2 separate regions of the Homo sapiens genome follow, and region 2 is linked to region 1. Evidence: read pairs that join two places in POLR2A ChIA-PET (ENCODE). Cell type or tissue: GM12878. All regions are shown on one strand. Region 1 overlaps SPG11 (SPG11 vesicle trafficking associated, spatacsin). Region 2 has its middle 78 kb from the start of TRIM69.

The links. ChIA-PET counts read pairs that join two places held together with the same protein. Peaks named below come from ENCODE experiments on the same cell type or tissue, not always from the same donor. Only the 100,000 strongest peaks of a DNase experiment are listed, where the experiment ranks them.
Region 2: POLR2A ChIA-PET joins it to region 1 with 8 read pairs; 3 of 35 experiments call an interaction of 5 or more read pairs at or near these places.

Annotation. Positions count from the first base shown.
Region 1 is chr15:44,575,599-44,580,598 of GRCh38, forward strand. All of the region lies in intron 30 of SPG11 (SPG11 vesicle trafficking associated, spatacsin), which reads right to left. Among named protein-coding and RNA genes, the nearest start is that of EIF3J, 41 kb to the left of the region's middle. In GM12878, a CTCF peak has its summit at 3,050 (motif pointing right); a DNase peak (open chromatin) is centred at 3,093.
Region 2 is chr15:44,811,578-44,816,577 of GRCh38, forward strand. No RefSeq gene overlaps it. Among named protein-coding and RNA genes, the nearest start is that of TRIM69, 78 kb to the left of the region's middle. In GM12878, no CTCF peak of the experiment used is centred here; a DNase peak (open chromatin) is centred at 1,877.

The DNA of each region.
Region 1 (5,000 bases):
ATTCTCGTGCCTCAGCCTCTCGAGTAGCTGGGATTACAGGCGTGCACCACCACACCTGGCTAATTTTTGCATTTTTAGTTGAGATGAAGTTTTGCCATGTTGATCAGGCTGGTCTCAAACTCCTGGCCTCAACTGATGCATTTGCCTCGACTTCCAAAAGTGCTGGGATTACAGGCATGGGCCACTGCACCCACCTGCAAATATGCTTTAATTTATAGTAAAATTAAAATCTATTCCTGATTTTTTTTAAAACGAAGCTCTTGGACGGGTGCGGTGGCTCACGCCTATAATCCCAGCACTTTGGGAGGCTGAGGCGGGCGGATCACTTGAGGTCAGGAGTTCGAGACCAGCCTGACCAACATGGAGAAACCCTGTTTCTACTAAAAATTTAAAGTTAGCTGGGTGTGGTGGCGCATGCCTGTAATCCCAGCTACTCAGGAGGCTGAGGCAGGAGAATTGCTTGAACCCGGGAGGCGGAGGTTGCGGTGAGCCGAGATTGTGCCATTGCACTCCAGCCTGGGCAACAAGAATGAAACTCCATCTCAAAAAAAAAAAAAAAAAAAAAAAAAGCTCTTAGCTTAAAATAGGAGAAGATATTAATTTGATAAAGGGTTTCTATTAGGAAAAAAAAGTAAGGAATATTTATATCACACTTTGTAATGGCAAAAACAAAACAGAAAAATTTAAATGTATATCAATAAAGCATTATTCAAGCTTAGTACATCTGTACAGTGGAATACTCTGCAGCCATTAGAAAGAAGGGGGTCAGGCCAGGTGTGGTGGCTCATGCCTGTAACCCCAGCACTTTGGGAGGCTGAGGTGGGCGGATCACAAGGTCAGGAGATCGAGACCATCCTGGCTAACACGGTGAAACCCCGTCTCTACTAAAACTACAAAAAAATTAGCTGGACGTGGTGGCGGGTGCCTGTAGTCCCAGCTACTTGGGAGGCTGAGGCAGGAGAATGGCGTGAACCCGGGAGGTGGAGCTTGCAGTGAGTGGAGATTGCGCCACTGCACTCCAGCCTGGGCGACAGAGCGAGACTCTGTCTCAAAAAAAAAAGAGAAAGAAGGGGGTCTATCTATATGTACTGAGAGGACAAAAATGTAGATCAATATGATGTAATCTCATTTTTTGTAAAAAATAAATATTGTGTTGCTTACAAGTAGAAAATGCATACCAAGCAAGTAAAAGATAGTTATTCTGGGGAATTTTGTGGGAGTAGTGTTGAATTGGCTTTTTTTGTGTGTGATGAAGTCTCACTCTGTCGCCCAGGCTAGAGTGCAGTGGCACCATCTCGGTTCACTGCAACCTCTGCCTCCTGAGTTCAAGCGATTCTCCTGCCTCAGACTCCAGTGTAGCTGGGATTACGGGTGTGCACCACCACGCCCAGCTAATTTTTTGTATTTTTAGTAGATATGAAGTTTCACCATGTTGGCCAGGCTGGTCTTGAACTCCTGACCTCAGGTGATCTGCCCACCTTGGCCTCCCAAAGTGCTGGGATTACAGGCATGAGCCACTGTGCCCAGTCTGAACTGACTTTTTACTTTATGCGTTTCTATGTTATGTGATTTGCTACACTAAGCACAATTTTTATTTTAAAATATTATTAAAAAGTGCTGTAGGCCAGAGGTGGTGGCTCATGCCTGTAATCCCATCATTTTGGAAGGCTAAGGTGGGAGGATCCCTGGAGCCTAGGAGTTTGAGGCCAGCCTGGGCAACACAGTGAGCCCCCACTGCTACAAAAAATTTAAAAATTAGCTGGGGATGGTAGTGTGCACCTGTAGTTCCAGCTACTTAGGAGGCTGAGGCAGGAGGACTGCTTGAGCCCTGGAGGTTGAGTCTGCAGTGAGCCATGTTTGCACCACTGCACTCCAGCCTGGGCAACAGAGTGAGGCCCTATCTCAAAAAAAAAAAAAAAAACAAAACAAAAACTCTTAAAGATAAAAAAATAAAATAAAATAAAATGCAACTCAGACCATGCTATTCCCCTGCTTAAATCCTTCACTGAGAGTTCCAATTCTAGGTAAGTTGGTTATAATAAGCTCAATCTACTGTGTCTTTCCCACTGAATTCAATACAAAACCTGGACATAATACATGTGGCATACAAGGACTCTGGAAAAGTAAAAAGTAGCAGGCAAACTGAAGATGACCAGAATTATCATTATCCCCCCTCTAGCAAGCTCTGGCCTGAATGCAGCGCTGACTAAAACCTAAGAACTAAGGGCTGAGGTGAAGTGTGAGTGCGAGAGTGTGTGAATTCCAGAAGCTCTCTAGTACCAGTTTGAAGAGTGGAAAGGGGAACTCCTAATTCCTGTTCTTCCTTGTCCTGGCTCCCAAGCAAGCCACTGGCAGTGGTGGGAGAGGCTGCAGTGACAGCAGGCAAGAGCTAAGGCTCTCAGAAAGGGGAGCCTTCTTTCCTTTTTTTTTTTTTTTTTTTTTTTGAGACGGAGTCTCGCTCTGTCGCCCAGGCTGGAGTGCATTGGCGTGATCTCGGCTCACTACAAGCTCCACCTCCCGGGTTCACACCATTCTCCTGCCTCAGCCTCCCGAGGAGCTGGGACTATAGGCGCCCGCCACCACGCGTGGCTATTTTTTTTTTTTTTTTTGTATTTTTAGTAGAGATGGGGTTTCACTGTGTTAGCCAGGATGGTCTTGATCTGACCTCATGATCCGCCCACCTCGGCCTCCCAAAGTGCTGGGATTACAGGCGTGAGCCACCGCGCCTGGCCAGAGGAGCCTCCTTTTCTGAGCAGGGGCGCTCTGGTCTCAGGAGGGCGGAGTAGACCCCTGTTGCTTTTGCATTACCCTCCTGTCACCTGGCCCTGGGTGTAGGAATAGTCAGGGTAGTGCAAGACAGAGTGGGGGTAACTAAACCTTCAGCTTTTGGCCAAATAACTGAAAAGAGAAGCCTCAGGGGGAAAAACTAGCTGGGAGAGCCCCAGGAAAGCAACCCAATACATTTTTATGAACTACAGGGCTCACTCCTGGACTACACATGTATGGCCTTGATCCTAAGTAGCACAGATCACTACCAAGGTCACAGATTGACCACTAGGTGGCGTGCACACACAGGACAGATCTGAATACTACCGCAAAGGAAAATGAACTAATGTTAAAACCACAATGCACAGGCAGTGGTTTGGAACTTCAGCTTGAACCTAACCAGGTCAACTGTCTGCTAAAAAATATCAACATCCTTCATAGGATTTAAATAAGATCCACAGTCTCAAATAGTGTATTTTAATAATACACTATTCAAAATGTCCAGATGCAGCCAGTTGTGGCGGCTCATGCCTGTAATCCCAACACTTTGGGAGGCCAAGGTGGGTGGATCACCTGAGGTCAGGAGTTCGAGACCAGCCTGGCCAACATGGCGAAACCCTGTCTCTACTAAAAATACAAAATAATTAGCCAGGTGTGGTGGTGCACACCTGTAATCCCAGCTACTCGGGAGGCTGAGACATGAGAATCTCTTGAACCTGGGAGGCCGAGGTTGCAGTGAGCTGAGATTGCACCACTGCACTCCAGCCTGGGTGACAGAGTGAGACTCCATCTCGAAAAACAAAAACAAGAAAACAAAAAAACCCAAAATGTCCAGATGCAACCCCAGATTACTCAGCATAAGAAAAAGCAGGAAGAGGGGCTGGGCGTGGTGGCTCACGCCTGTAATCTCAGCACTTTGGGAGGCCGAGGTGGGTGGATCACCTGCAGTCAGGCGTTTGAGAGCAGCCTGGCCAACATGGCAAAACCCCATCTCTACTAAAAATACACAAACACACAAAAATAGCTGGGCGTGGTGGCGCCAGTCCCAGCTACTCGGGAGGCTGAGACAGGAGAATTGCTTGAACCCAGGAGGCAGAGGCTGCAGTGAGCCGAGGTCACACCACTGCACTCTAGCATGGGCGATAGAGTGAGACTCCGTCTCAAAAAAAAAAAAAAAAAAAAAAAGAAAAAGCAGGAAGATTTCAACTCACACGAGAAAAGATGAGATGCTAGCTAGCATTAAAATGATGCAAATGTTAAAATCATCTGACAAAGAATTTAAAGCAGCTATAATACAAATGTTCCAATAAGCAATTCTGAATGGTCTTGAGACAAACAGAAAAATGGAAAGTCTCAGCAAAGAAACAGATATGAAGAATAAAATGAAAATTTTAGAACTGAAAAATGCAGTTACGTGCTGTATAACCATGTTTCCATCAACAACGGACTGCATATACAGTGAGGATCCTGTAAGATTATAATAGAGCTGAAAAATTCCTATCACCTAGTGACATCATAGTCATTGTGACATAGCACAATTACTTAATTTTTAAATAAATTTAGTGTAGCCTAAATGTACAGCATTTATAAAGTCTACAGTAATGTAATGTCCTAAGTTTTCACATTTACTTACCACTTAGTGACAACCAGAGCAACTTCTAGTCCTGCAAGCTCCATTAACGTTAAGAGCCCTTTACAAATTGTACCATTTAAAAAAATTTTTTAAATGAAAATCTCCAATTGTTTATTTCCTGAAGCTAAAAAATCTTTATATCATATTTTTTACTGTACCTTTTCTATGTTTAGATATGTCTAGATACACAAATACTTACCATTGTGTTATAATCAACTACAGTACAGTAGCATGCTGTACTGGCTTGTAGCCCAGGATCGGTAGGCTATATATCATGTAGTATAGGTGTGTAGAAGTCTATACCACCTAGGTTTGTATAAGTGTGCTCTAAGATGTTTACACAGTGATGAAATCACCCAACAATGCATTTCTCAGAATGTAACCTCATTGTTAACGCATGGCTGTAACTGAAATTTTAAAATCATAGAAATAAAATTCAGTAACAGAAATTATCCAATCTGAACAACAGAGAGAAAAAAAGTTTAAAAAAAACTGAACTGGCCAGGCACAGAGGCTCACGCCTGTAATCCCAGCACTTTGGGAGGCCGACGCGGGCAGATCACGAGGTCAAGAGATCGAGGCCATCCTGGCCAACATGGTG
Region 2 (5,000 bases), 240 kb after region 1:
TGGGAGAAACCACGCCCATGATCCAATGACCTCCACCTGGTCCTGCCTCTGACACGTGGGGATGATGGGAATTATAATTCAAGATGAGATTTGGATGGGGACACAGTCAAACCATATCAGAGACCAAACCCCTGCTCACCCTTCCCCTTTTCTCTCCCACCCCATGCCTCCCTGGAGGTTTCTTTTGATAGCACCCCCTCAAAAAATCCCATAAACCCAGATCCTTGTGTCAAGCTCTTGGATATAAGCCAGTTACCTAAGAAGCTCTTCTGGAGCTGCATTTCCTCACCTGTAAAACCCTGATAATACATCACAAGTGGCTGTGAAAACAAGGTGATGTAGTTTTAAGTTCCTTGTATAATTCTGGGTTCAATAAATCATGGCAAGGATTTTTTTTCTTCTTTACATTTCAAGAGAATTTCTGGTCTCTGGGATATGAAACAAAGAGACCCCAGGTAGCACCATCAGGTGTCAGCAGCAGCTGAGGGACTAGAGCAACTAGGAGTTTGTAAATGCAGGAGGCGCCAATCAGCCCACGCCTACTGATGGGCCAGTCAGGACTTGTGCCAACCAAGTGCACTTTGTACCCAATTTACCACAACTGGTGGGGGCAGGGAGCTGGAGAGGAGGTGGTGGAAGGGGACAGGTGGCAGGGCAGTGGGGTGCCATTGGAGGAGTTTCAATTCAGTATATTTGTAGGTTAGCGTTGCTGTTTACCTTTTAAGCAGAAGGGCAAACAGATAGTCTACCAGATAAAATCGCTCTCTCTGAAATATTGCTTCCTGACTCCACTGTTTCATCTCCATTGGCTTCTGCTTCCCTCTACCCTCTCCTTTCAGGCTGGCTTCCCACAATCACTGCAGGGTGAGCCCGAGTTGATGAGGGCACCTGGCTTTGGCAGCAGCTCATCAAAGCTAGAGTTCAGGTGTGTTTCTAGGATTTAATTAAGCTAGAAATGAAATCCAGCCCTGCAGTGGCTCATCCTCTTTATTATCACATTTCTTACTGCTTGTCAGGCCACAATGACTGCAGGTCTTGAAAAAGAAGAAGCGGCATGTTTCCTAGGCAGGGCTCAGTTAATCTATTTCACATGGCATTTCAGGTACATTCCTCCATTTTAGGATGGGAGAAAAAGTATTCTCAGGGATCTTTCTGGGGAAAGGGATCACTTTTACATGAATAAAGGTAATTCTTGTTATAATATGTGCCCACTATAAAAAAGTATAAGATATAACAGAATGTTAAAAATCACTTGTAATCTTACCAGCTAGAGATAAACATGGCTAGTATTATATCTCCTTCCTGCCAAGTTACAGGTTGTAAAAGAGAGAGTAAAAGAAAGAGTTCTGATGCTGTAGAAGGGGGGGTTCTGGTTCACTGTATAAACAAATCATATTTTTCACTTATATATATACTCACTAACATTGATTTATATAGGACACTCATTCACTAAGATCAATGTTCCCCCACTTTCAAACAGTGTGGAACTAGAAAAAAAGATCAGGACTTAAAGGAATTTTCATGCTCAGTAATACTAGACTATCACATTGCAGTCATGTTTTCTGTCCTAGTAACATATTCTATAGTCTCTCAGATTAATCAAATGAGATGAGGGGATTTATACACTGCTGTGCACTGAGAAGGGGGCTTAACAATCTCCCAAAGTAATATCATTTGACATTTGTTGCTATTTGACTGCAACTGCAAAAGGTATTCATTTTTTAGCCTGATTTGTGTTCTGCGGGTGGCAGTCCCCTTCATGTCCCCTTAGTGTGGTGAAGTTTGGCAGCTAGATGGCACTGACCTTTCTCACTCTGGAAATGTGATTGCTTTCACAATGATTGCGTAGAAACACTTAGCAAATCTCACACTGTTAACTCCACCCCACACCCGCAATGTTGGCATTTTCTGACTGTCAGGTGGCATTAGCCAGCTGAAAACTCACTAAGATGAGGAAGCTGTGCTGAGTTAATAACTTCTGAGATAGTCATTTAGTCAGTTTTCATGAAATTAATAAGTTCCACCTTGGCAATGGTAAAAGTCACAAAATCATGAACTGTCAAAGATGGAAGGAACCTTCAAGAACTCGTAGTTCAACACCTTCATTTTACAAGTAAAGGGAAATGAGCACTAAAAAAAGGAAGGGATTTTTGTTTTTAAGATCGTAGAGCTAGGATGGAGTAGTGGTTTTCAACCTGTGTGGTGACAGCTTAGATCTAAATGGAATTCTGCATGCATAACTGCAATATATATGAAACATCTCAGAAAGAAGCACCGTGATTGAAGCAGGGTGGGAATCCATAACCTCACCCACTCCTTGTCCATCTCAGCTCTCAGATACCTTGGGGAAGCCCTGAGTCTCCATGAGGCACAGATCAAACCACTTTCTTATGGCATGCTGGCTTCAGTTACATTTCTCACACCTCCAAATGCTCTTTATGTGAACAAATAATCTCTTTTAGACTGATAAATAATTCCAAATGTAAAAGTGTGATCTCAGTTCTCTCATTTGCTAAAGGAAGACAATAATGATCTCTGCCACAGCAAAGGAAATATCCATTAGAAGTTGAAAAGATAATGAAAATGAGTAGACATTGTGATCTCCTCCCTCAGCATCAATTTCAGCCCTGGTCCACTGTAGAACTGCTATGTGGTTTAGGCAGGCACTGACGCCAGCTCCAGCTTCAAGGTGGTCCAGCACTGGTCTAAAGCAGTTAGCTATAGGTAACCACTGAATTGGTAAATGTCAATAGTAGGGTAACTATATGATAGTTAATTTTGTAAGTCAAGTTGACCGGGCAACAAAGATGCCCAGGTATTTGGTTAAATGTTTTTTCTGAATATGTCATTTCTGGATGATAGTAACATTTGAATCAGGAGACTGAGCTCTCATCCAACCTGATGAAAACTTAAATAAAATAAAAGGATGAGTAAGAAAGAATTTTTTTGTGTCTCTGACTGTCTTCAAGCTGGGACATTGGTCTTCTCCTGCCTTTAGACATGGACTCAGACTGGAACTTACACCATTGACTCTCCTGGTTTTCAGAGTTAGACTTGAAATGGAACTTACAGCATCAGCTTTCCTGGTTCTCAGGCCTTTCGTCTCAAAATTTAACTATACCATCAGCCTCTTGCGTCTGGACTTCTCAGCCTCCATAATCATATTATGAACCAATTCTTTTTTTTTTTTTTTTTTTTGAGACAGAGTCTCGCTTTGTCTCCCAGGCTGGAGTGCAGTGGCGCGATCTCGGCTCACTGAAAGCTCCACCTCCCGGGTTCATGTCATTCTCCTGTCTCAGCCTCCCGAGTAGCTGGGACTACAGGCACCCGCCACCACGCCCAGCTAATTTTTTTTTGTATTTTTAATAGAGATGGGGTTTCACTGTGTCAGCCAGGATGGTCTCAATCTCCTGATCTCGTGATCCACCCGCCTTGGCCTCCCAAAGTGCTGGGATTATAGGTGTGAGCCACTGCACCCAGCTGAGCCAATTCTTTATAGTAAATCTAGATAGATAGATAGATAGATAGACAGATAGATACATAGATACATAGAGACATATAGGGATATATACATGCATATACGTTCTATTGGTTCTGTTTCTCTGGAGAATGCAGATTGATTCAAGGAACAAACACGGACCTTAGTTTGGGCAAATCAAACAAGGTTTACTAATTGAAAAAGTACAGAAGGAAGTCAGAGTGGTAAAAATATACAGCAGAGAGGTCAATGCTGCTCTCCAAAGGAGTTATAAAATTCCCAACAATAGACCCACAGTTGCAAATGATAACTTTGAGAGAGGATCACATTAGACTTTCTAGACACCCAACTATCCCCCTCTGTTAATAAGGGTGGACTTGCCCTGCATGTTAGGTAGCCTGAATAAATATTGGGATGCCCTCATTTGGGTCAGTTGCACACCATTACTTTTGGGACTATACGATTTATGATAAAACTAAAGTTGGTGTCCAGCTCAGTACAATATACTTGGACATAAACATAGCCTTATTCATCATTCTCAGCCTTCCCAAGCTAATATAGCCTGGTCCAGTGACTCTCTGAAGTAAAGATTGTCAAATCAAAAGGAGCTCTGTTACCCAGGTATCCTTACCAGTCAGCTAATAATGTCCATGCAATAGAGTTGTTATAAGGTATAAATAAAATACTGGGGGTGTGGCCAAGATGACTGACTAGAAGCAGTGGCAATCAAAGGCTCCCATCTAAAAGAACCAAAACAGCATCCAAATCTTGCACTGGCAACTGAGGTTATCCAAGTTCTATCATCAGGATTGACTAGGTGGCTGGTGTGACCCACGGAGAGGAAGGAATAGCAGTGTGGTGAGGTGGCCCACCTGAAAGCTACATGGGGGAGGTGAGCCCCCAGCCAAGAGAGGCCGTGAGTGAGCGTGCTACGCAACCTGGGAAGCCATGCTTTTTCCATGGAACTGTGCAACCCACAGATCAGAATATCCCACTTGTGACCCCATACTACCATGGCCTAGGATCCCAACCACGGAGCCGCACAAATTCTCAACAGCTAGAATCTATCTAAGCCTGTTGCATTCCCGGGCAGAGGGGCAGCCATCACCACAGCTGTGGCTGCCTGCTGTCTAAGCCATCTGAGCTTCTTGCGGGAGGGGCGGCAGCCAACACTGGGACTGCTAGTTGGCCAGGCGCGGTGGCTCACGCCTGTAATCCCAGCACTTTGGGAGGCCGAGGCGGGCGGATCACGAGGTCAGGAGATCAAAACCATCCTGGCTAACACGGTGAAACCCCGTCTCTACTAAAAATACAAAAAAATTAGCTGGGCGTGATGGCGGGCACCTGTAGTCCCAGCTACTCGGGAGGCTGAGGCAGGAGAATGGCGTGAACCTGGGATGTGGAGCTTGCAGTGAAGCGAGATGGCGCCACTGCACTCCAGCCTGGGTGACAGAGCAAGACTCCGTCTCAAAAAAAAAAATTTAAAAAAATCTGCTACAACATCTGTCTAACATTGTACTGA